2 separate regions of the Homo sapiens genome follow, and region 1 is linked to region 2. A link is a loop called in an ENCODE intact Hi-C map of the cell type or tissue named here. Cell type or tissue: body of pancreas. All regions are shown on one strand. Links, peaks and the distances in the headings refer to the core of each region. The heading gives the core; the rest is flanking DNA. Region 1 overlaps EEPD1 (endonuclease/exonuclease/phosphatase family domain containing 1). Region 2 overlaps EEPD1 (endonuclease/exonuclease/phosphatase family domain containing 1).

What was found. Peaks named below come from ENCODE experiments on the same cell type or tissue, not always from the same donor. Only the 100,000 strongest peaks of a DNase experiment are listed, where the experiment ranks them.
Region 1: a loop joins it to region 2, with 1.9 times the contacts of the local background. A loop is called at or near these places in 6 of 110 quality-filtered maps.

What each region holds. Positions count from the first base shown.
Region 1 is chr7:36,154,544-36,166,688 of GRCh38, reverse strand. EEPD1 (endonuclease/exonuclease/phosphatase family domain containing 1) reads right to left here. Exons shown (of 8, transcript NM_030636.3): 2 at 11,487-12,145. Among named protein-coding and RNA genes, the nearest start is that of EEPD1, 7.4 kb to the right of the region's middle. RefSeq lists an enhancer at 8,081-8,601. In body of pancreas, for the core only: no CTCF peak of the experiment used is centred there; DNase peaks (open chromatin) are centred at 6,168 and 6,848; H3K27ac peaks cover 997 bases.
Region 2 is chr7:36,258,095-36,270,239 of GRCh38, reverse strand. All of the region lies in intron 3 of EEPD1 (endonuclease/exonuclease/phosphatase family domain containing 1), which reads right to left. Among named protein-coding and RNA genes, the nearest start is that of MATCAP2, 100 kb to the left of the region's middle. RefSeq lists enhancers at 10,812-11,618, 11,619-12,145. In body of pancreas, for the core only: no CTCF peak of the experiment used is centred there; no DNase peak of the experiment used is centred there; H3K27ac peaks cover 4,201 bases.

The DNA.
Region 1 (12,145 bases), core at 1,970-9,969, 100 kb after region 2:
ATGCAAATATTGTATTTGAAATTAGGGGTTATGGGTGATCTCACAGTCTCATTTCTCATACTTCATCCAGTTTATCTTGCCTAGGTTGACCAATGACAAGAAAGCCTGTTTTTTTGTTTGTTTGTTTGTTTGTAGAGAAGGGGTCTCGCTATGTCGCCAGGGCTAGTCTCAAACTCCCAAGCTCAAGTGATCCTTCCACCTAGACCTCCCAAAGTGCTGGGATTACAGGCATGAGCCACTTCTCCTGGCCTCCTGATTTTCACAATTAAGTGGTTGCAAATGGTAATATCTTAAACATCCATTTTGTAATTTCAAATGCTTTTAATAAAATTTATCTCAAAGTTTAAAAGATAGAAGCAACTCCTTTTCTAAGCTGAAATTCTAACAATATCTAACAACTACTTGCATTTTTTGTTACAAATTCAGGAGACATCCAAACTAACATAACACAAACAATTACAAATCAACTCCAAACAGTCTTGCCTGGCGTTAAACTGAGTTCAGCAAAGGTATACTGTAATACCACAGTTTCTTGTGCAGTTTCACTTGTGTGGACATGTATTTAATATTTTAAGAATCAGACTTTAAAATTCAATTCAGCCCATTTTTAAAAGACAGTGTGGAGTCATGAACTTGGAAAGGTATTTATAAGCCATCTAGTCCCATCCCCCTGCCTGAATCCCTCTCCGTTTACAGTATTCATCGGTTCTCCGAGCAGTTCATCTGCATTGCTGAAGAAAATGCTGACTAGCACAGGTATTAAATCAAAATAAAAGCTCACTAGGACTTCATTGTTTTTATTTCTAAAAGTTGCAGGAGACTTTTTTAGGGGAAATTGGACAATGTATCAATTTGAGTCAAACTATCAATTTATGAGTCAAATTCTTGACTTCATAAATACAATCATGTACCGTTTAACAATGGGAGTATGTTCTAAGAAATGGATCATTAGGGCCGGGCATGGTGGCTCACGCCTGTAATCCCAGCACTTTGGGAAGCCGAGGCAGGCAGATCACGAGGTCAAGAGATCGAGACCATCCTGGTCAACATGGAAACCCTGTCTCTACTAAAAATAAATAAATAAATAAATAAATAAATAAATTAGCTGGGGCGTGGTGGCAGGTGCCTGTAATCCCAGCTACTCAGGAGGCTGAGGAAGGAGAATCGCTTGAACCCGGGAGGCAGAGGTTGCAGTGAGCTGAGATTGCTCCATTGCACTCCAGCCTGGGTGACAGAGCAAGGCTCTGTCAAAAAAAAAAAAAAAAAAAAAAAAAAAAGGAAATGGATCATTAGGCGATTTCATCATTGTGCAAACTTCACAGAGTGGACTTTCACAGACCTAGATGCTAGAGCCTACTCCTAGGCTATAAACCTACATGGTATGTTATTGTACTGAAGACTGTAGACAATTGCAACACTATGGTATTTAAACATAGAAGAAGTACAGTACAAATACAGTATACAATCTAAAATATGGTACAACTGTGTAGGGCACTTGCCATGAATGGATCTTGCAGGACTGGACGTTGCTCTGAGTGAGTGGGTGAGTGGTGAAAGAATGTGAAGGTCCAGGACATGACTGTACACTACTGTAGATTTAATAAACACTGTGCACTTAGGCTACACTAAATTAAAAGTTTTTTCTTTCTTCACTAATAAATTACCCTTAGCTTACTGTAACATTTTGACTTTATAAACTTTTAAATTTTTTAATCTTTTGACTTTTGTAATAACATAGCTTAAAACTCATAGTACAACTGTATAAAAACATTTTCTTTCTTTATATCCTTTATAAGTTTTTGCTACTGTTAAATATATTTCTTTCTTACTTCTTAAACTTTTTTGTTAAAAACTAAGACACACACACATTATCCTAGGCTTACATGGGATCAGGATCATGAAGATGTCACCAGGCAACAGGAATTTTCCAGTTCCATTATAATCTTCTGGGAACATATACACCATCTATCATTGACCAAAATATTACTCAGTGCTTGACTGTCTTCTCCAGAGATTGACTTTTTCAGTCAATCTCCTAGAGGAAAGAATGGTAGGTCAGTAACCACCTGCAGTTACCTGTTGGGGTCTACAATAAACATGTAGAACAAACACTGAATTTAGCTTAAATAAACAACATGGGTACAACAGTAACCTTTTTAAAAAACATAATAGATGTTATCCTAACCAACCTCCACTCAAGGGACCTACCAAAGTGTCCCCATTCCCTTTGTAAAACAAGTTGATGGATGCCCATGGTGCAATGAGTACACTTGGCTTGATCAGCTGTGAGTAGGGCATCATGTGCTTACCAGAGAGTCAACTGTGCCTGTCCTTAAACTGTTTATGTCAGTTGCACATATTACCATGATCTCCTAAAATGTGGTTGTCAACTGGTGAAATAGAAGCATGAGCAGAAAGATAAGTTGTTTCTAAGAAAACGAAGATGGATACTTGAAAAGCTTCTTAAAAAGCAAGTTGTTTAAGAAATTGCTGTCAAAATAAGTGTGGTTAAGACAATTATAAAAGACAGAAAAGTCATAAAAAATATAGTATCCTGCAATCAGTTTGCTTTGCAAATATCCTTGCTCCACTTTGAAAAGACAAACACTAAGACAAATACATATGTTCGTAGACACATGATGATATCATTATATATCAGTATACTTACGAAAAATCATAACCTAGGGAACCCAAGCCAAGCTGGTTAAGAAAGCATCTAGCCTAGAATGCAGTCTGGGTGATGAATGAAATACAACTACTCTGAGAAGCATTACTGAACAGAATAGCTTTTTTTTTTTTTTTTTTCTTCCTGAGATGGAGTCTTGCTCTGTCCCCCAGGCTGGGGTGCAGTGGCATGATCTCGGCTCACTGCAAGCTCCACCTCCCAGGTCCACACCATTCTCCTGCCTCAGCCTTCCGAGTAGCTGGGACTACAGGTGCCCGCCACCACGCCTGGCTAATTTTTTTATTTTTAGTAGAGACAGGGTTTCACTGTGTTAGCCAAGATGGTCTCGATCTCCTGACCTCATGATCCGCCCGCCTCGGCCTCCCAAAGTGCTGGGATTACAGGCATGAGCCACCGCGCCCAGCCTGAACAGAAGAGCTTTTTATCATCAAACTTTGGAGTCTAACTGCAAAGACTTTGGATTATAAACCAAGTTCCACCCTCTGAAAGCAGTAAAATTTCTCAGCTTCGCTGAGCCATCTCTTCTGTATCTGTAACTTAGCTATGGCCCTCAGCCACAGCAACTGTCAGTGTTAATTATCATTGTTTTTGTTCTAGCACAACCTCTACCACCAAGTGGACACTAAAAGTACACCATCGAGTAAGGGAGAGTAGAGGGACATGAAGTATTTTGCTATCTGAAATGAGTCCTCAAATTAAAACTTTAAAAGATTGGGAATCACTTTGAAAAGGAAAAAAAAAAACCTACCCATAAAACAACACAATAATCTGAAGCCACAGAGGCTGCCCACCAAGAAAGGAAGGAAGGAGCCCTGAGACCACTGGCAGTTAAGACCAAGGCCTAATGTCACCCAAATATTGGCTTTTTCCCATTCAAGAAACATAAACTGCTAAAAAAAAAATTAGACTGAATTTGCTTAACAGAAAATATACTCTAGAGAAGTGTTTTTTTTAAACAGGATATTGGATAGATATTTTTTAAAAAACAACAACCCACCTGAGACCTCCCACTTTTAGCATAAGCTGAAAAAGACAAAGTACTAGTTTTATTCTCCAGTTTTGGGGTGAGCAAACAAGACTTCAGATCCGTAGAACATCCAAAGCATGTGCAACCTTAAATGTGGCAATGGGAACAACGTACTGTCGCTTAAGCACTGCATTTCAGGAGTATACAGCAGCCTCTAGGTAAAACAATTTAAGGCCCAGCTTAACAGCTTAATCAGGTAACGGCTGAACCAAAATAGAATTCACAGGAAACAAGGGCTCGTTGGAAACAAACAACAAATCAATATTAGTTGGGGAATTGTAGTCAGTAAAGAAAATCCAGGTTTTTCTTTTTTTCTTTCTTTTCTTTTTTTTTAAGACAGGGTCTCGCTCTGTGCTCAGGCTGGAGTGCAGTGGCACAATCTCAGCTCACTGCAACCTCCACTTCCCAGGCTCAAGCTAACCTCCCACATCAGCCTCCTGAGTAGCTGGGACTATGGGTGTGCACCACCAACCTTGGGTAATTTTTGTATTTTTTGTAGAGATGGGATTTCACCATGTTGCCCAGGCTAGTCTCGAACTCCTGGGCTCAAGTGATCCACCCACCTTGGCCTCCCAAAGTTGGGATTACAGGTGTGAGCCACCGTGCCCAGCCAACCCAGGCTTTCTTTATTCAAGAGTCTGCAAGAAGGATTCCACACTTCCCTTTATAATGAAATGTTTACTCTGAGCACACCTCTCCAGGGTTCCCAGCCACTTGAGTTCAGCAATTTGGCTGCTGTCAATCAAGACATTACATAAGAACTTTGGCATGTGTACAACACTCATGAGAAGGAGGGTGAGGAAGCTGCTAAGATTCCTAAATATTTGATGAGGACTAACAGCCTGTCAGGTAGAGCAGGACATTTTTGTGGCATTTCCTGGATGTTATGATATGAGAAGTCATCAGTGTGAAATTCTACCCAGGTATAAATTACCACACACAAACCAGGATGTCCATGATGAGCAAATAGAATTTCAGTAAAATCTATCATTTTATTTGTTACTGACACTGATTGTTATTAGGGAATTCTGGGATAAAATCCTTTGTAAGGTAGAGTAATTTTTTTTTTTTTTTTTTTGAGAGAGACAGGGTCTCACTCTGTCACTGAGGCTGGAGAACAATGGCATGATCACAGTTCACCACAACCTTGAATTTCTGGGCCTTCTGAGTAGCTGGGACTACAGGCACGCACTACCCCACTCAGCTAATTTTTAAAGTTTCTGTAGCAATAGGGTCTTGCTATGTTTCCCAGGCTGGGGAAGGTCATTTTGAAATTAAAATGACACACACCTTCCTGCTTATAAGCTTGGCATTTGTATACCGGATTCTCTCACTGTGAGGAGCCTTGTGTGGGAGGCTGCCATGTTCCTGTCTGAGTATTTTGGATCATAAGCCTCAGTGGAGGGCCCGGACCTCCCCCTCCTCAGCCGTGTGTGTGCATGGGGGAGGGTGGATGCTGACTTTCAGCCTCAATTGTCACTATGCCACTACACTCCTTCCTCTCAGACTCCAACCACCCATCCACCTGACTTGGTCCTTTCCCTTCATCCCTGACCGAATGCTGAGGTCTCACATACCTGCAGAGCCAAGCAGACAGCGACCAAGTCCCTGTGCTCTCAGGTCTCTTAGCAAGCTTCACATCCTCCCTCATCCCACACATCATCCTGGAAATACCTGCTGAATGTGTATGTCCTTGAGACGGTGAGCCCCCGACCACAAAGTGGGGTCTTCCTGCGCCCATGCCTCTGACCTCATCAGGTAGTAAGCACAAAGTAGCTGCTCAATGTTGAACTGAATGTATGCGAACCTCTCCTGATAGAAATAGTCACCTAAAGTCCCCAGAGCAAGCCCTGGGTCCATTTGTCATTGATGCTGAAGAGAATATGTGGCCTTGTCAGATGCCCCATCTGCTGAGGGCAGACCATGGCCTCATACTCCATCTGCTATGGACCTAAGTAAGACCCCACACCCAGGACACAGCTGTGGCTGAGGGGAAGGGTAAGGTGAACACCTTGCATCATGTTAAAATAATACAGAGGCATGTGTGTCAGCCCCAGGATTTCTTATTATATATGCCTCTGCACCTATCTCATAGAAACCTCAGAGCATTTCAAACAAGCTACCTGCTGAATCTCACACTATCCACAATATAGGCAAGTCTTGCCAGTTTTTACCTCTAAAAGGCTTCTCATCTCTGCCCACTTCCCCATCTCCCCAGAGATCATTGCCTTTAGCTTGAATCCTGCAACAGCTTCTTCACTCAACTCCCAGGACCCTCTCCATGCACGCCCCGCCCCCCACCACCTCCCAGCAGTCAGACTATCTGGTAAGAGGTCATTTCTTCAGCCTCTGCTTCTAACCTTCTGTGGCCTCCTCCTGCTGTTACAAGAAGTCTTGAAGGCCCCACCTGATCTGGCCTGGCCTTGCTCTGCGGCCCCACCCACCCGCCACTCTAGAACTCTGGCCTTCTGTCTGGAGCCAGCACTCTCAGGGCCTCTGCACTTGCCAATTCCTCCATGGAGCATTCTTTTCCCTGGCTTCTTCCGTGCCTGGCTTCTTCTCATCCATCAGCTTTCAGCTGAGGCATTCTTTGACCCCCATCTAAATAGGCTTCTCTTCACCTCACCTCCATCACCCTCAGCATGCACCACTATCTGTAATGATTGATGTGTGTGTTGACCTGTTTGTCTTTCCTCCTAGAACAGAAGTTCCATGAGTGCAGGGACTTTGTCTTGTTCTCCACTTTATTACCAGAGCCTGATACAGAACCTGGTACCTAGTGAGAGCTCCAAACAGATCTGCTAACTGAATGAATGAATGGATGGATGGGTGAATGAGTGAGTAAGAAAGGAATGGATAGCCCCTGGGAAAATCAACACCATCAAACTCCCAAAGAACCTTGGAATCAGACCCAAAATGGGCCCAGCTTCCTTGTAAAACAAAAGTCACACCTTTCCCTTTAGTGAGATAAACCCTAAGTTCTGCCTACATTGGAAGTTCCCTGCATTCACACTGTCTTCTCTTACAAATCCACAACACTCTTACTACCGACCATCTTTCTATTTAGAAACACCTTAGAGTTCCTTGGCTCAGAAAACTGGAACTTGATCTTGGAGTCAGGCCCAAGGTCACAGACTCACACTTGAGGGGCTGGGTGGAGGAGCCCTGACGCCTTTTGGATTGGCTCTACCTCTGGCCTCAAGCCCCATCCTTTAGAGGAACAAAAACGGGAAAAAACAGAGGCCCCCAGAGGCCTGACACAATCTCAGGGTTGTAGGGAAGCCCTCCTTTTCCCCAAGACCCTGATACCTGGCCAGCCAAAGGCAGGGAGGAAATGTGGGTGGGCTGGGAGTCAGAGGCAGCAGAAGGGCATGGAGTTTGGGAAAAGACACGCCTAATCTGGCCTAATCCCTCCGCTTTGAAAGTAGACAAACTTCAAATCCTGACTCCAATATCTACATTTCTGAAGGCCACACAGATGCTATTTAACCTCTCAGAGCCTCAGTTTCCAAAAGTGTCAAAATGGATTTCACAATTTCTACTTTAAGAGGATTGATGGGCATTCTGTCCCCAGATGTTACGTCTGGCTGCATCCACCCACCCTTCAACCTCCCAGGGTGAGCCTATTGTTCATATGAGAAAAATACAACCATGTATCAATCACTCCTTTTGACCTGCCCCAAAACTCTAGGTTTACTAGACTGTTTTGAGGCTGGGCCACACAAACTAATCTACATTGACTTAAGTTTGGTAAGTAACAGGGCGAAGCTGATCCCTGAAATTAGCTTATATATGCACACAGCAGACATTCAATACATATTTTTCAATGAATGAATCAAATGACAAGATGGGATATGTTTATATTGATCCTACTAATCAAGTCTAATAAAGTAAAATCTTTTTTCACTATCAGTGCTTGTTGCTAGGCATTAATCCACCTTGTGCTTTGATATCACAGACATGTGGCAAAAAAATTGATTTAAGCCATTACAGGGCTAAAGACTTTGACACTCAAGTTCTCTTCTTATGTAGGCCACAGGGAAAATGAGCAAGTGGGATGTTAAATCTTCTTATTTCTTTTGGAGATTATCTTTCAGCTCCCTTAGGGTTTATACTTTCAATAACCAAAGAGACTCTCAAAACAGAATGACTTCCCAGCAAAAAATAAATAAGTAAAAATGAAATATTAACCAATTTTCATTCCAGATGTGGACTACCTCCAAATTTTGCAAGCATATTTAGCAGGAACATTCCCCTTTAATCTTGTTCCATAAATACCGAACAAGGAAGAGTATTGCCTAAGACTGAGATTTGGCAAAATAATCTAATGAAACCTGTCAGTTCTGTGCTACCAGCATGGCATCCCTGAAGGCTCCTGGTGACTGTATGATTATCAAATAATGCTGTCCTACCTCACGCCTCACTTGCAAAACAGTTTCTTATAGCTCACACATGCTGTAAGAAGGTTAAAGAGAAGACTCTAACTCCCATCCCATACAGCTACCCTTCAGCCTAAGAAAACACACCTACTAAAGCAAATTCACAGCCAGCTATTCCCTTTGCAAAGGAACTGCCTAAGGGTATCTTTAAAATCCCTTTACAATGGATTTAATTTAAGACACTGTGACTGGCTCACAATTTAGCAAGTGCGCCTGATGAGGGAGAGGATGGGTGTCTAACCAAGAGGCAGGTTAAAGGTGTCGTGCTTACAAAACACAGCATGCTTGCAAAGGGCATAGGTCTAAAGTGAGAAGGTCTGGGTCGCAGTCCCAGCTGAGTCACTAAGGAGCTGCCTGATAGAGTCATGTCATCTAACTTACTTGATTTTAGTTTCCTTACCCAGAGATGAAGAATCATTAATAAAAGTCAGTGTTACCTACATCCCAGACTTACTAGGAAAATCAAGTAAATGGGAAAGCTGTTAGAAAGCACGAAGGCATACCCAAAAGTTAGGAAACTCTTTTATTACAGGTACACATGGATGTAAATAAGAGCCACCCAGAAATCACCTGCACCCATTCTTGCTCATACTAAATGTATTTCCTCTTACTAATACGGGAACAATTGGAAGGGGAGAGATTTCTGTGAATCAGGACGAACACACAGCTCTTGGAGAATGGGTGCTGCTATCATTGAGGACACGAGATCTACTCTGTGACAGCTTTTGATACCCTAGGACAGTCATACAGACAAAGCACTCACCCTACTCTGAAGGGGATCAGGCCCTGAGTCCATTAGTTCATGTTTACTAAACATTAACAATGTGCTAGGAGTGTCTGGAATACTGAATCCATTGTGACCAGGCAAAGAGAACCATCAACCTCCAACACATTTGGCCAAGAGTGAGAATGTGACGGTGCGGGTCACCTTCCCAGTCACTTACAGGTGATCCCTTCTACACCCTGGTGGGTTTGGGTAAACTTTTCCTGTACTCTTGCCTGACGACAGTAGTTCAATGTCTTCAGCAAATCATCATCTCTCTAGGAAACCCAAAGAAGAAAAAAACAGGACAACCTTCACACTGGACAAGAGTCGTGAGGTCTCCTGCTCAGTGGGCTGCAGGGTGGAGCCAGCGCTGAGGCCAGCCGTCTTTGCTCACTCTCCTATTCTCTACCCTTCACATTCATAGGTCCTAGAAGATGAATAAGCTCCTCAACGCTTGGTCAGAAAGAATATCACAAGGTTGAATAATTATAAGGATGATCAAAACAATCAAAGGGGAAAATAAAAATGACAGTTGTACCTTGGTATCTGCAGAGATTGATTCCAGGAGCCCCTGTGATACCAAAATCCATGATGCTCAAGTCCCTGATATAAAATGGCATATTATTTACATATAACCTATGCACATCCTCCAGTATATTTTAATTCATCTTTAGATTACTTAGAATGCCTAATACAATGTAAATGTTATGTAAATAGTTACCATACTGGATTGTTTAGGGAATGACAAGAAAAAACTCGACATGTTCAGTATAGACACAACTTTTTTTTTTCCTGAATATTTTCCATCTACAGTTGGTTGAATCCATGGATGTGGAACCCACAGGTATGGAGGGCCGACTAGACCTGGAAAGTTCTGCATGAATTCACTAACCCTGCCAGAGGAAGGGGCTTCCAAGAGACAGAGGGACAGCTGATTGCCTAACACCTAGTACAATGGTTCTCAAACTTTAGTGTGCATCAGAACCACCTGGAGGGTGTGTTAAAACACAGAAACAAAGTTTCTGAGTCAGTAGCTGATGTTGCTGGTCCCCAGGGGGGACCACACTTTAGAAACCACTGACATAATAAATAGGCAGGGGCTGCCTGGTTGGTCAGTCCCACTGGACCAACTTTTGATCCTAATCCATCACCCCCCTCCCAAATTGAGCCACTAGAAAGCATAATAGGAATTAAGCAGCTTTGTCTTTCCTGCCTCTCCCCTCCTCATTTCCCATTCACACGCCCATGCTGCTATGGATAAAGAGAACAATTATCAAGCCATTCTTTATAAATATCTCCCGGTGCCGAGTACAGCTCTCACCTGTGCACAAGAAGACTTTGCAGAAGGAGTGAGTTAGGCTGCAAAAGAGAGGACACAGCAGTGCAGGGAGAGCATTCAAGGGCTCCCCAGTCCAGTTCCCTGACCCAGTGTGGAGTCCCTCTCTCAGTGATGAGAGCATGCCACTGGGTCAGTGCCAAGGAAACGTTGTGACCTGCTTTTCTCCTCACTAATTTTCCTGGTGATCTGCCATCATGCACTGTGATTTCCCGCTGAGAGTTCACTTCGTGTCACCAAACTGCTGCCCCCCCGCCGCCAGCCTCACCAACAACTCAGTGCAAAGGAAATCAACGAGTAGCCACAAACACTGCACCCCTGGTGGGTGGCAGGGCAAAACGCCTCAAGTCCAGGATCACAGCTCTTATGACCTGGAAGGGACCATCACAAATATTTCTTTCTTTCCCACACCTGATTACATTATACAGTTTGCTATTTTACTAACAGCAGGAGTTACTGCCAAAATAATATTGTTTTTGTTTATGACGAGGCTAACAGAAATTCCTACAGAGAGCAGTATTGTGAATAACATAAACGCTCTGTGGTAACGGCCTATCCTACTGGACTCTTTTCTTTGGTTTAAATGGGGAAAATCCGGCCAATTTTCACACACACACGTCAGCTTGCTTTTTTCTGGCTATGGCACAGAAAAGGTTACACACATTTTGGGCTACAATTTTAGGGCTGAAAACCAACTCCAGGTTAAATAAGGAAAAAGAATGGAGAGTGATTCATTCATAGCATTTTGGTAAATATAGACACTTGTATGTGTTTGCAAATACTTGGCCTTTAAGATGATTTTGTGTGCACAAATAGGCATATTTGATGGAACAAATATGATTTTCCCTCCCATTAATAAACAAAATCCAATGAGCTCTTTCTCACATGCGAAACTGCACCAGTTCCCATGCTCTGAGTGCCTGACTTGGTGTAGACCCAGCATCCTCCAAAGCAGTAACAAAAACACAACCTCTGCTTACCCCAAAATTATGAATCAGTCTCAGATATCTCACACTCAAGACATGGGTCACAAGCCCAGCTGTATTCAGAAAATTCTGGAGCAGAAGGACAGCCCATTCTCAGGTGACGGTATTGGCTGAGGCTTCAAGAACATTGATTAAAAACTCTTGCACCCTCCCTACCCGCAAAAGAATCCATTCATTTGCATCCATAGATGAGGTCACGCACAAGTTGCCTTCACACCCAACACCCATGGTGGTTCCTGTCCTCACCTGTTTTCCAGGAGTGTCATGCACACCACCTCTCGCACCCCGGGGTTGTTGGCCTTCTCCACGGAACAGCCCTGCAAGTTCCAGGTGGCCAGCCTCAGCACAGGCCTCCCATCCCTTGTGCCTCCAAAGGCCTCCACGGACGGCCGAGTGGAGATAATCTGGGTGGGCCCCCCTGGCGGCAGGTCCAGGTCCTCACTCTGCAGGCTCAGGGAAGTGGGGCTCGGGTGAGGCTTGGCGGTGAAGGTCAGTCCCCCGTTCGTGTGGGTGGATGGGGGCCTGGACCTCTCAGCAAACACCTGGTGCCGGATCCTGTCCAGGAAGGCGGCATTGATACCATCCATCCTCACTAGGTCCTCAACGCTGCGAAAGGGCCCATGCTCACGGCGGAAGTCCACGATGCTGAGGGCCATTTTCTCCGAGAGGCCTCGCACGCTCATGAGCTGGGCCGGGGTGGCTGTGTTGATGTTAACACGTGGGGTGAGGGGCACAGCTGTGGCCAGGTGGTGAGGCTGCTGCTCCGCTAGCAGGTCCCGCCGCAGGGAACTGGGAGAGTGCTGCGCTGAGCTGCCCTTGCTGCTCACACAGATCTCAAACTTGACCTGCTCCAGCTTGGTGGCGCCTACACCACTGACCAATGCCAGGTCCTCCACCTTCTTGAA
Region 2 (12,145 bases), core at 2,052-10,051:
AAATTAAGTATAATACCACTGTGCAAAGACCACTACTGCTAATATTTTTGGTGGAATTCCTTCTAGGCTGTTTCCTGTGCATTTTATCAATATATCTTATATGTCTGTATACACACACATACACACACATATGCACACACACATTCTGCTTTTCCCACTTATACTGTGCCATGTTATCATAAGCTCTTCTAAAATCAAGTCCTTCCTGGGCCATCTAACCTGCTGTTGTTCAGTGTGCCATCTCCTTGGTGGCGAAGCTTTCATTGGCTGGAGGAACTTTCTGCCTTTTTGAGGTTCATTTCTAATCACTATGAAACATCCTAAAATCACCTAGCAAGGTAGCAATAAAACTTCACCCACTATGCCCTCTCATGTTCGAAATGATTTTTATCTATATGTTTAGAAAAGAATCCTAAGAATTTCAAATGGCAATATCTTTGTTTCCAAAAGTAAATCAGAAGGTTTTGTTGCTGGGTTTTGCTTTATTTTTTAAAATTTTAAATTAGAATAGAGATGGGATCTCTCTATGTTGCCCAGGCTGCTCTTAAACTCCTGGGTTCAGGCGATCCTTCCGCATGGGCCTCCTGAAGTACTGGGATTCCGGGCGTGAGCCACCGCACCCAGCCTGCTTTGTTTTAATATACCTGCCTGTGATAAACAGATGGCAGCACAGGGGCCTGGAGTATGAATGACCAAAGACATTAACCCCTCAAAACATATGATCAGAAAGGACATGACTCTTTAGTTTTTCAGAGACAGGGTCTTGCTATGTTGCCCAGGCTAGACTCCAACTCCTCAGCTCAAGCAATCCTCCCGCCTCAGCCTCCTAAGTAGCTGGGACCAGTTGTGAACCACCACACCTGGCTTGACTCTTTCCTTTTTAAATCGCTGACTGACACAAGACAAGAGTCTTCATAAATAGCTTAGTTTTTTTCATCTGAAGACAAATAGTCCTCACCTTAATTTTTTCCCTCTAGCTTTATTTATAATAAAGTGGTTCTTTAGAGAATTTGTCTTGACATCAACCTGTATTTGTTAGGACCTTGAGGAGCGCGTGAAGTCCTAAATAAGCTGAGTAGTTTGGTTATCTGTGTGTTTAAAATGGCCATGGGATTGCCAAGCCAGAACTTGGCGGGAATGTCTACTGCCCACTCCAGTGCTTTAAACAAACCCATGCAGACTCCAGAAGGAAACACTACTGCCATCACTCAGATTTCTCTTCTATGAGAAGAATTCTTCCATGTCCTGAATGCTTAAGTTCACTCATTATTTAATAGTAAGGTTAAGAACGCAGACTCTAGAGAAAGGCTGCCTGGATTCAAACTTTGGATCTACCACTTACCAAGAGTTTTGACTTTGGGCAAATGACTCATGTATTCTGTGCCTCTGTTTCACCATCTGTAACAAGGGGCAAAGAATCATTCCCGCCTCACGTATTTGCTATTTCTAAAGCAGGTAGCACAGGCCTGGCACCCAGCAAGTCTCTGTATGTGCTCTCCTGGTTGTTAGACACACTGGGCTGCTCCCTCAGGCCTAGACTACAGAGAGACAGATCCCCCTTCGACATTCCACACCTGGCAGCACAATTTCTGAAATACACCAGTGGAGGAAGGAGGCAAGAATCACGGTTGGGGCCAGGAGCCAGCATTGCATGCTGGGAGGTACAGTCCCCCAAAATAAAGCACTGCTGGCATGGATAGAGGGACGGGAAGCTGTGGTTGGTAACATTCTCTGGTGAGGAGAATGGACTCATCTGATCATTCGACAAAAATTTAGCAAGCAGCTGGGTAAGGTGGCTCATGCCTGTAATCCCAGCACTTTGGGAGGCCGAAGTGGGTGGATCATGAGGTCAGGAGTTCGAGACCAGCCTGGACAAGATGGTGAAACCCCGTCTCCACTAAAAATACAAAAATTAGCCTGGGATTACAGGCACGGTGGTGGATGCCTATAATCCCAGCTACTCGGGAGGCTGAGGCAAGAGAATCACCTGAACCTGCGAGGCAGAGGTTGCAGTGAGCCGAGATCACACCACTGCACTCCAGCCTGGGCGACAGAGCAAGGCTCCGTCTCAAAAACAACAACAACAAAACACTTAACAAGCACCAAACGGGGGCCATCCTGGGCTAGGTTCTTATCTTAGTCAGTTCAGGGCTGCTTCAAGGAATACCACAGACTGGGTGGCTCAAAAAACAAATATTTACTTCTCACAGTTCTGGAAGCTGGAGGTCCAAGACCAAGGTTCCAGCGATTCCATTCCTGGTGGGGGCTCACTTCCCAGTCTGCAGATGGTCACCTTCTTCCTGTGTCCTCGCATGGCAGAGAATAGATAATCTATCTCATGTCTCTTCTCATAAGGGTACTAATCTCATTGATGAGGGCTGTACCCCTCATGACCCAATTACCTCCCAAGGACTCTACCTCCAAACACCATCATACTGGGGATTAGGACTTGAACATAACAAGTTGGTGGGTGGCAGGGGATACAAACAGCTAGTCCATGACAATTCTGGAGCTATAATGGGGAGTAAAATAGACATGGTCCTTTGCCCAACCTGAGCTTACAGTCTTACAAGTAATCACCTGCATGTAAAACTGCAGCTGGGGCCTGGGCTGCAGAGGAGTGGTTCCAGGAGCTTGTGTGCATCCAGGATGGTCTTGGTGTTGGTGTTCACTTAGTTGGGGAAAGCTTCTCCAAAGAGGTGATGCTTGAGCTCAGAACTCAAGGATAAGAGGAGTTAATTAGGCCAAGAGGAGGGGAGAGCATGCTAGGCAGCACAGACAGCATGTGCAAAGGGCCTGTGGTGGGACAGAGCATGGAGAGTTTGCAGGACAGAGAGGCCAGTGTGGCTGTGGCACAGATGTGGAGGGAGGGGGCAGGGTGGGGAGATGATCTTGCAGAGGCCTGGCCATGCAGGGGCCCCCATACCCTGAAAGAAATGTGTTTCTTATCCCTTGAGCAATCCTAAGATCACTGCAGGGTGTGAAGAGGGGATCTGAATTTTGAAAAGTCCATGGGGCTATGGTATAGAGTACAAGTTGCAGAAGGGCCAGGGTGGCCACAAAAATGCCAGCTGAGTACTGCAGTAACAGAGGTGAGTAGCTTGACTGGGAGGATGGCAGTGGGCAGACTCCAGAGATAATTAGGAGATAATGTGCTTGGCACCAAAGAAGTGAGAATGGTATTCAGACAAATACTTGTACATGAATGTTCACAGGAGCACTACTCCCAGTAGCTCGAAGATGGAAATGACCCAAATGTCCACCAGCAGATGAATGGAGAAACACAATGTGGTATATTCATGCAAGAAAGTATTACTCAGCCGTGAAAAAGCAATGAAGTACTGATACATGGATGAACCTTGAACACATTACACTAAGCGAAAAAAGCCAGACACAAAAGGCTACATATTGTATGACTCCATTTGCACAAGACATCCAGAGTAGGTAAATATTACTTTGGACAGAATCCAGATTGGTAGGTGCCAGGGGCTGGGCAAGAGGGGAAGGGGGAGTGACTGTTTAGTAGGTTTGAGGTTTCCTTTTTGGATGATAAAAATATCTTGGAACTAGATAGAGGTGATGGTTGCACACGATATGACTCTCCTAAATGCCGCTGAATTGTTTACTTTAAGATGGTTGATCATTAATTTTATGTTATGTGAATTATACATCAATAATTTTAAAAGTGACTTGAGTGATGGGCTAGATGTTGAGGGTAACACAGAGGAACCACACCTTCGTTCAACAAACACTGAGGATTTTGCAGGAAAGGATGCTGCTCTAGGCTACCGCTGTCGTGGAGCTCTTGGTCAGGGGAGAAACAGGAGGTCAGTGCCCTGCCCTGGGGAGGCTGCCTCTAGACTGCGAGGATTCAAACGTCTCTTCACATATGGTTACTGAGCACCTAGGAGAGGAATGCACAGCCCAGTAATTCTTGGAATACTGGCTCTTTGAAGTGCAAAAAAAGACAGTTTTAGGGCAAATAAGATAAATACTTCTTTCCAAATTAGGCACTAAATTTGTGAGTAATTATTGAAATGAATTATTCTAAGTAGAAGCAGTTCTGAAAATAGCACTGATTTCTGGAGGATTTTGTGGCTATTTTGTGAGAGTCTAGGAAAGGGGAGCGTGGCAAACCCCAAGTGAGAGCGGAAACACAGGGATGGCCACGCCATGATTTGCACCAGACATGCCCTTCCATAGATTCTAAGGTTTACATCGCCTGAGATGCATGCCAGTAAGGAAGGCTGAGAAGGCGGAGTTGCACTTGGCACTTCCTACTGAAATGCTGAACCCCAACTTTGGCAGGAAATGCCAGCCATGCCTGTTACAACATTAGCTTGTAAGCAAAAAAGGGATCTGCCCCAGGTTTGCAAGCTGATGATAACTTGTTTCCTCAAACAAACCATGTTGATTTACCCAACCACTGCTCTCCCTTTCTAGAATTTTCTTCCTCTTTGATGTTTTCAAGTTTACAGGCTGAAAGAATGTGTTAGACAGACACAGGAGAGAGATGGTTTCCTAACCCAAGAAACCACCCAACAAGAAAACTGAATAGTAGGAGCATGTTTACCCCTGAGGTATCAAAAGCCAGATATGGCAACAGAAAGGGTAGGGACGAGGAAAAGGAAGATGGAAGAGAGAGAAAGCCAACACAAAGGGGGAAAGGATTAATAATTATTTAGGTACTCAAATCCAAAGAAAATGAGTTATGAGTAGGACCAAGCTGGCAGTTTACAATAGCTCCCCATTCCTACCCTCTTACATGAACACCCACTTATTTTTTTAAACCCCAGGGATATATTTTCTCTGTCTGTAAACACTGAAGACTAGTTCACTCTCAGGCGGGCTCTAGGCAGCCAGGCTCCCAGAACTTCCCAGGCACATTTCTGTGAAGAAGCCAGAGTTGTTCAGGAATTGTCACTCTGTCTGTAAACACTGAAGACTAGTTCACTCTCAGGCGGGCTCTAGGCAGCCAGGCTCCCAGAACTTCCCAGGCATATTTCTGTGAAGAAGCCAGAGTTGTTCAGGAATTGTCACATTAAACAGAATTAGGACTCATGGACCCTCAGGGAAATCGCTCTGGTTGCCATTTTTCTTATGCGATGCCAGCCTTCAGCTATTCTAAATGGTGTTTATGCAGCCGGCTCTGCTCTGCGGTGGCAATAATCATAAAAATAAAGGCTTCAAAGCCCTGGGTGAAAGTCCTACTGATTCATGACTTATTTTATTTTGATCTGTATTATGTCAAATCCTAGTCTTTAAAGGCTGCATGTTTCCTATTTTATTTCAAGGCAAATCACACAGATTTTTGTTTTTTTTTTTTTCAGTGTGGGCAGCAAGAACTATAGGTGGCAGCTCATGAAATAGCATTCTCACTTTGGAGAATGTCCTCAGAGTCACTGGTTCTGTTTTCTTTCGTGCTAATGGGAGAAATGGAAAGCCAAATACCCAAGCTATCTTTTAGTTGAGCTCCCTTCCTGTTAAATTTTTGGCCGCAAGCTCTTAAAAGAAGAAAAACTGTTTGGTGCTAGTTTCACAGGCTTTTCTGGCTCCCTCCAACATACTGGGCACTGTGGGCCAAAAGCAAACTGGACACAGAGAAGGAGAGACAGGTTACAAAAATCAAATTAAATACCAGGCAAGGACCATATAATGGATGCCATGACAGTGTCCTGCAGGCCAGGAAGAGACACTTCATATTAATGACTTGGAACCACAGCAGCTTACATTTCCTAGAATGCTCACCCTGTGCCAATGCTGCAGGCCCTTTACACACACGCCACGATGTGGTCCATGTGATGGCTCTGTGCGGGTGGGAGGTGTCATCATCCTTGCTCAACAGAGGACGAATGCAGGGCTGAAGTAGTTAAGTAACAGACTCAAGATTATCCACAGGGCAAGTGGCTGGGTGAGGACCCAAATCCATGTCTATCGTCCTGACCCCACTGCGGGCTTCCCCCTGAAGCAACTCTAAGGAAGGAGTAATAGGATCAAGCTTGTGTTTCTGAAGGATTACTCTGGTAACAATATAAATGAGGAACTGAAACAAAATGAAACTAGAGAGACCAAACTGCAATTCTGTATGCCTTAGTTTTTCTTCTTGCTTTAAAATTTTCTAGAAATTTCACTTTTCTAGTCATAGTATGAATACTAATTAACTGGTGTGAGCTTTATCCATGTAAAAGTCTCTCCCCCACAAACATATATAATTTTTTCATAAATAAAAGCTGGTTTAATGCTGTTTCCAAATAAATTAAGCAATGAAACCATCAAAAATGTCCCTGCCACATCCTGAAATGAAGCATAAAAATACTTGTTACTTCCTCCCCTCTTACTCGCAAATGTATCCTTGCAAAGCAAGTGCCGGACAAGAATGTGTGGGTCAAGAGAAACAAAACAATCGATACATAGCAATTTATTCTCCCACTAAGAGATTTAGGCAGGTGGATGGAGGGAAGGAAGACAGAACTTACCTGCTAGAGGTGAGCTATAATACAAAACTGTGGTCTCATGAATTGTAATCATGGGAGAAAGGCCCTGATGCTCTCCCAGGAGCTGATGCAAATGTTGGGATTTGGGCAAAACCCAGAACGTGACATCTTCTCTTCCAGGTTTACCCCTTCGAATTGTACATGCTAGGGATCTTGTTTTAATCCTGGACACTTCTGACCCCTGAAGATCCCCAGAGCTATACACATTGGGAAGATGCTCTGCTCTGTGACTCCACAGTGCTTCCATGTAGCCTCTTAGATAGATTTCTTGACTGTCTCCTTGTGGAGGAAGCCACTAACAGGTGAACCAAGAGAGCAGGTAATTTCAGAGTCATTCCTGTGTGAGGTGCTGCTTTGTTTTCTTTGGCTGTCTTCTTCAAACCTAATTAACTCTGCTTTTTCCCCCCCCTCCCTTGAGACAGGGTGTTCTCTGCCACCAAGGGTAGAGTGCAGTGGTGCAATCACAGCCCACTGCAGCCTCAACCTTCTGGGCTCAGGCAATACTCACGCCTCAGCCTCCCGAGTAGCTGGGACTACAGACGTGCATCGCCACACCCGGCCAATTTTTGTATATTTTGTATAAATGGAGTTTCACCATGTTGCCCAGGCTGGTTTTGAAACTCCTGAGCTCAAGCAATCCTCAGCCTCCCAAGTAGCTGGTACCACAGGCATGCACCACCATGAACAGCTAAAGTTTTTTATCATTTTATTTCTTGTAGAGACAGAGTCTCCTATTGTTAGAGCATGTAGCTAGTCAGACATGAGCAGGACAGGAGAGAGCCCTCCCCTACCCCATACACCAGGACTGTCAAGCGACCATCAGGTGATGGTCAGGCGGTTGTAAAACTGTCTCTCTAAAATAATATTTGTTTACAGCTGCCCCCAGGGAATGGCAGTCTCCCAACAGATAAACACCTGAAGCTGGTGATCAGCAGCTTCCCCATAAGATCTCAGGAGTTGGGTGAGTGGGCTCAAGCATGTGTACTTAGAGGCACAATGGCAGAGTTTAACTGGTATATGACCTTCCTCCAGGAACACTCGACTGGTACAGGCGAAATGCCTCAAGTGAGCATGTGTACAACTTCACTAAACACACTGTACATGCTCCCCTCCCAAATGCTGGCAGACCACTGGGCATGAGGACAGTCCACTCCAAGAGAAGAATCAGGGGAGACGAGACACAACCCCCTGAATGCATGCCAACATATGAAATCCCAAGACAAAGGTCAAACCATGCACTTGAATCTCTCAAGTCACTCACTTGGCCCTCTTCCAAATGTACTTTACTTCCTTTTGTTCCTGCTCTAAAAGTTTTTAATAAACTTTCACTCTTGCTCTAAAACTTGCCTTGGTCTCTCATTCTGTCTGATGACCCTCAGACAATTTTTTTTTCCTCTGAGAAGCAAAAACTGAGGTTGCTGTAGATCCTATGGATTCACCATTACTAACACTACATTGCCCTGGCTGGTCTCGAACTCCTGGGGTCAAGCAATCCTCCGCACTTCACCCTCCCAAGATGCTGGAGTTATGGATGTGAGCCACTATGCCAGGCTAATTCTGCATGTAAAAATGCGTCTGCATTTCATGGACAAGAGTTAGGTAGGGCAGGCCTTAGGGCACGGGAAAGAATAGAGCAGCAGCAGAGTTTGTGGGTGGGGGGAAACCAAGTCCAGGATCTAGAAGGGAGCTTTGGATAATGCTTCTAAGGAATGTCAGTGAACGCTTTTGAATTTCTACAAAGATGGAGCAAAATTTCTGAAACAAGGTTGGATGCATTTCCAAAAATTTGAAATCTTGTTCAGGCCTAAACTCATCATTTCAATGCCTCCTGAAGGTTAATAAAAAATATTTTATCAGCTGTAGGAATTACTCATTCCAAATGCATTGTTAGCAATGTGACAGAACTCTCCACTGAATTATTTTCTGGCAAAGCAAGCTTTAATGGCCTGTTCAATCAGGATAATTTTATCTGCTGAGAATATCGAGCATAAATGTGTTTAGCAATGTAGCAAAAACAGTTTCACCTGCCTGCCCTTCTATTGCACTTAAAATTACTGACTAGCCCAAACTTTGCTGAATACAAAGTCATGTTCTCCAGAAATGAATGAATGAATCATTAATGAAAAGTCTCAGAATCCTCTAAAAAAGTGAATTGAAAGTTCTCTCAGCACCAAGTCATTGTTAGCATTTTCTGATAAGTGGTATTTGAGGGTGGACTGAAAAAGACAGGAAATTGCATGTAACTCCTGTCGTCATGGCTGTTGTGAGAGTTTGTATGAGGTGGTGGCTAGGTGCAACAATTTTGAAGGAACAGCAGTGAGTTGGGCACATTTTCTTTCTGCTAAAAAGTAAAACAGAGTTAAGAGACTAACAAGGCAGGAGGGAAAAGTGCTTAGGATATACCCAAGGGCAAGCAGAGGCCCTTCCAGTACTGGAAAAATCCCAGAGCAGGCCCTCTTCCAACCCAATAAATGGACTGGAACAGCAACTTTCAAACATTCTGGACCATGACTCATAGCAACAAATAAATCTTTATATGGGAACCTGGTATATTCTATTTTTCTGCCTGCCAACAGTCATCCATCCACCCACCCATTTGTCCATCCACCCACCCATTCGTCCATGCACACATCCACACATACATCTATACATACACAGTCATTCCTTGGTATTCATGGAGGACTGGTTCCAGGACCTCCCTCAAATACCAAAATCCACAGATGCTCAAGTCCCTGATATAAAATGGTACAGTATTTGTTTATAATCTATGCACATCTTCCTATATATGATTACTTATAATACCTAATACAATGTCAATGCTATGTAAACAGATGTTATACTGTATTGCTTGGGCAATAATGACAAGAAAAAAGTCTGTACAAGTTCAGTAGAGATGCAACATTTTCGTTTTTGAATATTTTCAATTCATGGTTGGTTGAATCTACAGATGTGGAGGGCTGACTACACTGAAACAAAGACTGGGGGAAATTTACTAAAATGATTTCATGATCTATTATTTGAGAGTCAAACTCAGGTCTTTCTCACTACAAGGTCCTTGATCTTTCTAGACTATCACGAGGCTTTCTTTTTTGCATTTTATCTTTGCCAAAAGCATCTGAAATGTTTTTGTTGGACTTTATGCAAATAATGCCTTAGAAATCCCCTCAAACAAAGGAAACTGTCACCAAAGCCAGTGCAGCTCTGGGACACTAAAGAAGTATGAGTTGCTCTTCAGAAGCCCATAAGTGAAATACCACACTCAGTAAATATGGTGGCCTTCAGCCCCCAGCAATATACCCAGCTTTCAAAAATCACTCATTGCCAGAAAGATTAACTGCTGAATTTTCATCAGAAACAAAAGAGATCAGAGACAGTGAAGTGGTATATTCAAAGCGCTGAAAGAGAAAAACTGTCAACCAATCTTACATCCAGGAAAACTATCTTTCAAAAATGAAGATGAAATACATTCCCATACAAAAACTGAGAGAATTTGTTGCTAACAGACCTGCCTGATAAGAAACCCAAAAGACAGATTTTTAGGCTAAAAGCAAATGACCCCAGACCAAGTGGAATCCCTATGACAAAATGAACAGCATCAGTAATTATAAAAGACACATATGTGCATATTTCTTCTCCTTCATTTTCTTAACTGATTTTAAAAGCAGCTGTATAAAACAATATGTATATGACTGTATTGCTGGGCCTATAATACATAGAAATCTAATATAGGTAAAAATAATGGCACAAAGGAGCTACATGGGATTAGAGATGTATTGGAGTGAGGAAGTATACCAAATAGTAAATGAAATTCACAGGAACAAATGAAAACTAGAAATGGTACACAAAATGGTTAATATAGCTAACTCTGTAAATACACACTAATCTACTGTCTTATCTACTTTAGAAGACATAAAAATATATAAGATAATAGGCCCGGCATGGTGGCTCATGCCTGTAATCCCAGCACTCTTGGAGGCTAAGGCAGGAGGATCACTTGATTCTAGGAGTTTGAGACCAGCCTGGGCAACATAGAGAAACCCTGTCTCTACTAAAAGTACAAAAAATTATAATAGCCGGGCATGGTGGTGTGTGCCTGTAATTCCAGCTACTTGGGAGGCTGAGGTGGGAGAATCACCTGAGCCCAGGAGATTGAGGCTGCAGTGAGCTGAGATTGGGCCACTGCACTCCAGCCTGGGCAACCAGAGTGAGACCCTGTCTCAAAGAAAAAAAATTATATATATGAATAATTATTATAACAATGTATAGTTCAAGGTGTAACATGTATAGATGCATAGACAATAGCACAAAAGGGGGAAAGACGGAATACAGCTATACAGTAGTAACGTTTCTATATCTTACTAAAATTAAGTGAGCACAAGTCTGAAATAGAGTATAAATTTGAACTAAGTACAAATCTGGTAAGTTAAGATATATATGGGGAGGCTGGCAAGATGGCCATATAGGAACAGCTCCAGTCTGCAGCTCCCAGCAAGATCAATGGAGAAAGTGAGTGATTTCTGCATTTCCAACTGAGGTACCTGGCTCATCTCATTGAGACTGGTTAGACAGTGGGTGCAGCCCACGGAGGGCGAGCTGAACCAGGATGGGGTATCACCTCACCTGGGAAGCACAAGGGGTCCGGGAACTCCCTCCCGTAGCCAAGGGAAGCCATGAGGGACTGTGATGTAAGGAACGCTGCACTTCAGCCCAGATACTATGCTTTTCCCACAGTCTTCACAACCCACAGACCAGGAGATTCCCTTAGGTGCCTACATCACCGGGCCCTGGGTTTCAAGCACAAAACTGGGTGGCCGTTTGGGCAGACACTGAGCTAGCTGCAGTTTTTTTTTTTTTTTTTTTCATACCCCAGTGGCACCTGGAATGCCAGCAAAACCGAACTGTTCACCGTTCACCGTTCACTCCCGTGGAAATAAGGCTGAAGCCAGGCAGCCAAGGGGTCTAGCTCAGTGGATCCCAACCCCACGGAACCCAGCAGGCTAAGATCCACTGGCTTGAAATTCTCGCTGCCAGCACAGCAGTCTGAAGTCGACCTGGGATGCTGGAGCTGGTGGGGGGAGGGGCGTCCGTCATTACTGAGGCTTGAGTAGGCTTTCCCCTCACAATGTAAACAAAGCCGCCTGGAAGTTCCAACTGGGCGGAGCTCACTGCAGCTCTGCAAAGCCACTGTAGCCAGACTGCCTCTCTAGATTCCTCCTCTCAGGGCAGGGCATCTCTGGAAGAAAGGCAGCAGCCCCAGTCAGTGGCTTATAGATAAAACTCCCATCTCCCTGGGACAGAGCACCTGGGGGAAGGGGTGGCTGTGGGTGCAGCTTCAGCAGACTTAAGTGTTCCTGCCTGCCAGCTCTTAAGAGAGCAGTGGATCTCCCAGCACAGCGCTCAAGCTCTGCTAAGGGACAGACTGCCTCCTCAAGTGGGTCCCTGACCCTGTGCCTCCTGACTGGGAGACACCTCCCAGCAGGGGTTGACAGACACCTCATACAGGAGAGCTCTGGCTGACATCTGGTGGGTGCCCCTCTGGGAAGAAGCTTCCAGAGGAAGGAACAGGCAGCAATCTTTGCTGTTCTGCAGCCTCCACTCGTGATACCTAGGCAAACGGGGTCCGGAGTGGACCTCCCGCAAACTCCAGCAGA